2 separate regions of the Mus musculus genome follow, and region 2 is linked to region 1. The links are chromatin loops, found by intact Hi-C in ENCODE. Cell type or tissue: heart. All regions are shown on one strand.

The links. Peaks named below come from ENCODE experiments on the same cell type or tissue, not always from the same donor. Only the 100,000 strongest peaks of a DNase experiment are listed, where the experiment ranks them.
Region 2: it touches region 1 in a loop (7-fold over the local background); 1 of 42 quality-filtered maps calls a loop at or near these places.

What each region holds. Positions count from the first base shown.
Region 1 is chr8:95,098,209-95,100,708 of GRCm38, reverse strand. Katnb1 (katanin p80 (WD40-containing) subunit B 1) reads right to left here. Exons shown (of 20, transcript NM_028805.2): 19 at 2,274-2,390; 20 at 835-2,055. The coding sequence ends at 1,923. It overlaps Kifc3 (kinesin family member C3), which reads left to right. Exons shown (of 22, transcript NM_001372314.1): 21 at 36-62; 22 at 257-881. The coding sequence ends at 40. Among named protein-coding and RNA genes, the nearest start is that of Gm31224, 14 kb to the left of the region's middle. In heart, no CTCF peak of the experiment used is centred here; DNase peaks (open chromatin) are centred at 1,548 and 1,808.
Region 2 is chr8:95,234,884-95,237,383 of GRCm38, reverse strand. No RefSeq gene overlaps it. Among named protein-coding and RNA genes, the nearest start is that of Gm31277, 35 kb to the right of the region's middle. In heart, a CTCF peak has its summit at 1,499 (motif pointing right); a DNase peak (open chromatin) is centred at 1,503.

The sequences.
Region 1 (2,500 bases):
CTCCCCAAGTGAGACATCTATCACTTTGATTTCAGCCTGACAGCTGGGGCTGCAGTCTCCAGGTAAGTGGGGGTCAGCGGCCTGGGGCTGCCCACCTGCTGCCTGCTGTTGGTTCAGGGCTCTGCCAGGGCTCTTGTACAGAGCCAGTCCTGCCTTCTGCTGCCCTGTCCATGTGCTTCTGCTGGCCTCCTGCATCTGCTAAGGGCAAGCCTCCTGAGGCCAGAGGCTGAGCGCTCCTTTTCTACTTTTTCTACAGGGAAGTTGAGGCCAGTGCCTGTGTGAAGATGTGCCACGCTGCCAGGCCCTGTGGCCTGGCGACCTGCTGTAACACCCACCTACCATGAATGCAGGAGATGGAGGCTCTCCCGCCCTGCCTCTCCTCAGAGATGAGAAACATGTTCAGAAGGAAGCGAGTCTCTGTGTGGCTCTGGGCACCCAAGCATGGGGCTTCTGGAAGGGCAGGGATGGCACTCTGCCTGGTGGTAGGCTTGGGAGTCTAGCCGTTGCTGGGAGGGTGGGCTCTCTCCCCACCTGGCCCTTGGGCTGGACTGTTCTCTACTAGTTGAGAAGACTTGAGGAACCAGCTGGGGGGTTAGGGAGAGCAAGAGCATCTCTATCTACCCTCCTGAGGAGGGGAGCCCTCACAGGGCATGTATATAATGTTCTAGGTGTATATAGAAGTCCTCACCCTGTCAGAGGTCTGGGCTATATTTATGGCTGGCAGAGGCCAGTGTGGAAGGGCTGGGTTCTGTTCATCTGCCTGACACCAGGCACTCTCCCTGCCCACTGATTCTCAACATGTTCCTCTCCCCAAATCCTATTTAAGAACTTTTGGAAGCTTAGCCATTTTTACTTATTAAAATGAATGTCTTTTTACACAAGTGCAATCTGAATCGTCAGTACTGGGAGACCCTATGGAGAGTGGGCATTGTGTACCCTGTTGCTCCCGTTGCTGGCTGACCATGCAGACTCCACAAGTTGTCACTGAAGACACTGTGTCCCCCATGCTTTTTATATCATTTCTAGCACCTTGCGGGCCCCTATAACCATTCCATCCCATTGCAGTATCACCTCATGTTACAGAAGGAAAACTAGGCTTCAAAGACCTGCTCATCCTGTGCCAGCCTTTCCTCCCAGTCTGGAACTGTAACTAGTAGTGACCTGATGTATGCGTTTGTATCTGGTCCCCGGTCCCAGCCCTGGAGAACAGGGCTTGCTAGGGCTCCTCCCTTCTTGCTGGCTGCATCAACAGGCTGTTCTGGAGCGCAGACTCTCAGGGATGCCACAAGTATAAAAGTAGTTTCCTGTGGCCTGTGAAAACCACTCTAGAATCTTCCAAGGTCATGCAACCATCGTGGTCTAGTCTCTGGTGGCATCCAGAGGTCAGAGGGAGAGTTATGACAGGCTCTTAGCCAATCTACCCAAGGACAATTGGGGGGGATGTGACATCTATGGCCTCACCTGTTCCATTTCCCCAAGTCAAGCTGACCAGGCAGCCCCTTGCTTCGTGCCTGGCACTCTGCTGGCCCCTGCTGGCCACAGATGGAGGCTGCACTGGGCCTGGAGTACGACAGTCTCTGCTTCCAGCGACCTCTAGGCAGGCCACAATGTGTCTGGGAGAGCCAGCGGATATTCCTCTCATAAGGAAGTCAGGAACAGTTATAAATTTAATAAATCTGCCTGATAATTTACAGCAGCAGCCCCGAGGCTGGAGTTGCCCTGAGCAGTAAGGGCTGTGCAAGACTGCAGCTGCTGCCGGAGAGGAGCTTAGTCCACAACCGAGGAGGTGGTCAGCAGGCTGGCAACCATGCCTCCAGGATGGCCAGCAGGGCAGGAATGGAGGCCAGGCTGAGGCTCGTGGGCCACAGGCATACAGCAAGTATGTATGTGTGAGGGCTGCGGGTGCTCCCACCGTGTGCTCCTCAGTCCAAACTGGCCATGAGTAGGTGCAGCTCACGGAAGGCACTGCCATGGCGGCCACTCAAACCCGACTTGCTCTTGACGAGGCCACTGATGCTCTTGAGTTGTTTGAAGCAGAGTCGACACTTGTGCAACCTGTAGGTCAAGAGGTAGCATCTCAGGATGCTCCCCTAACCACTCCAGTCCCTCCTAAGAGCACAAAAATATCCCCCAAGCCATGGCAGTGTGCAGGGACACAAAAAGCCCGTGCTCTGACATACAGCATCCTGAGCCACTCTCAGACACTGTTCTCTGTAAGCTGTTTGGGCACAGCCATGCACAAATGAGGCTAAGAACTACACCTTACCCCTTACCTCTCCTCTCGGCTGATGTCCACACCCACAGAGGGCGGGGCTGCCAAAATGTCAGTGATGAGGGGTAGGAACCGCTGCAGGATCAGCTTCAGGGAGGTGCACCCGGTCTGGACATAGCTTCAGGAACAAGATGGATGGAGTCATACACAGATGGTCAGAGAGGACAAAAGAGAGGGATCTTTCACAGATGGGCATATGCACACACACACACACCTATTTCCATTGAC
Region 2 (2,500 bases), 140 kb before region 1:
ATTCTGGAGCTGCCCCCCTACCTCCCCAGCCCCATCAGTTGCAGATTTCTATTCATTCTCATGGCCATTTGGCCATCTCTCCTGTTCCTCCCCCACATTCCCTTCCCCATCCCCTCTCCATTTGATTTCCCTCCCTCCATCTTCCTCTTATGAGTATTTTATTCCTCCTTCTAAGTGAAATTCAAGTGTCCTCACATGGGCCTTCCTTCTTGCTTAGCTTCTTTGGGTCTGTGGAGTGTAGCATGGGTATCCTGTATTTCATGGCTAATATCCACTTATCAGTGAGTGCATATCATGCATGTGCTTTTGGGTCTGGGTTACCTCACTAAGGATGACATTCTCAAGTTCCATTCATTTGCCTGCAAAATTCATGACGTCTTTGTTTTTAATAGCTGAATAGTATTCCATTGTGTAGATGTACCACATTTTCTTTATCCATTCCTCTATGAGGCTCCACCAAGCAGCTGACTCAGACAGATACAGTCACCCACAGCCAAACAGTGGATGGAGCTTGGGAACTCTTATGGAGGGACAGGAGGAAGGACTGCAGGTCCAAAGGGGATAGGAACTCCACAAGAAGACCAACAGAGTCAACTAACGTGGACCCTTAGGGCTGAGACTGAACCACCAACCAAAGAACAAACTCAGGCTGGATCTAGGCCCCCTCATACATATGTAGCAGATGTGCAGCTTAGTCTTCATTTGGGTCCCAAAAAACTGGAGTGGGGGCTATCTCAAAAGCTGTTGCCTGTCCATGGGATGTGTTCTTCTAGCTGGGCTGCCATGTCTGGCCTCAGTGGGCGAGGATGTGCCTAGCCATGCTGAGATTTGAAGTGCCAGGGTGGGGGAATACCCAGGAGGGCCCCACCAGCTCAGAGGAGAAGGGGAAGTGGGAGGGGGAAGGATTGTGAGAGGAGGTGACTGGGAGGGGGCAGTGAGGTGGGCTTTGAGGTTTCAAAAGCCCACAGCAGTCCCAGTGTCTTGTTCTCTCTGTCTGCAACTCGTAGCTCTCAGCTATTGCTCCAGCGCCATGCCTGTCTGCTTCCCACCATGATGATCATGAATTAATCCCCTAAAACTGTAAGCAAGCCCCCCAATTAAATGCTCTTGTGTTTAAGAGTTGCCTTGGTCGTGGTGTCTCTTCACAGCAATAGGACAGTGACTAAGACAGGTATCCATAAGCCTGGGGTCTGGGGTAGATCAGCCTCTAGAGGCAGAACTACCATGAGGTTCGCTGCTAGGGAGCAGAGTGCTCTGAAGCTCCAGCCGACTGCGAGACCATCCCTAGCTTTATCTATCCAGATTGAATGCTGAGTGGGTTGTGAAGGCATAGGGACTGATTCTCCCACACAGATCTCAGCTGTTTGCTTTCCCCAAATACCAGAGCACTCCACTTGGGAGACATCCCCTGCTCAACACCTTATTTAGTCACCCTGGAGGGAAAGGGAAGACTGGGGAACCTCCAGAGAGTGAGAGAACCGGCCCAGCCCACAGACTGCAATACTAAGTGTGGCCACCAGAGGGCGATGATCCCATAATCCATGAAGAAAGGAAACTGCTAAAGTGATAGCTGTCACCTTTCCACACCGCCTCTCCCCACTCCTCTACCCCCAACTATATGGGGCAAGACTCCATAGTGTTTTTTTTTCCCATTTTTATTAGGTATTTAGCTCATTTACATTTCCAATGCTATACCAAAAGTCCCCCATACCCACCCACCCCCAATCCCCTACCCACCCACTCCCCCTTTTTGGCCCTGGCGTTCCCCTGTACTGGGGCATATAAAGTTTGCGTGTCCAATGGGCCTCTCTTTCCAGTGATGGCCGACTAGGCCATCTTTTGATACATATGCAGCTAGAGTCAAGAGCTCCAGGGTACTAGTTAGTTCATAATATTGTTCCACCTATAGGGTTGCAGATCCCTTTAGCTCCTTGGCAACTTTCTCTAGCTCCTCCATTGGGAGCCCTGTGATCCATCCAATAGCTGACTGTGAGCATCCAAAGTGTTTTATTCTGCCTCCTCCTTGTTAAAAAAAAAAAAAAGGTTTTGTTAGTAAACACTTTGTGCCCACTCAGTATTTCACATTACAGTGCATTTTTTTTTCACGGTAATAGTAACCTTTCCTCTATAATTTTAAATTTATCTTATTTTAATTAAAAAAAATATTTCGCCGGGCGGTGGCGGCACACACCTTTAATCCCAGCACTTGGGAGGCAGAGGCAGGCGGATTTCTAAGTTCGAGGCCAGCCTGGTCTACAAAGTGAGTTCCAGGACAGCCAGGGCTATACAGAGAAACCCTGTCTCAAAAATACTAAAAAAAAAAAATTCATGTTTTCATTCTCTATTCCCCTTCTTACATTTACCTTAGTTATGCAGTTCTCATTATGGGGCAGTCCTTTTTTTTTTTTTTTTTTAAGATTTAATGTGTGTGTGTGTGTGTGTGTGTGTGTGTGTGTGTGTGTGTGTGTACCCACAGAGGCCAGCTGAGGGTACTGGATAC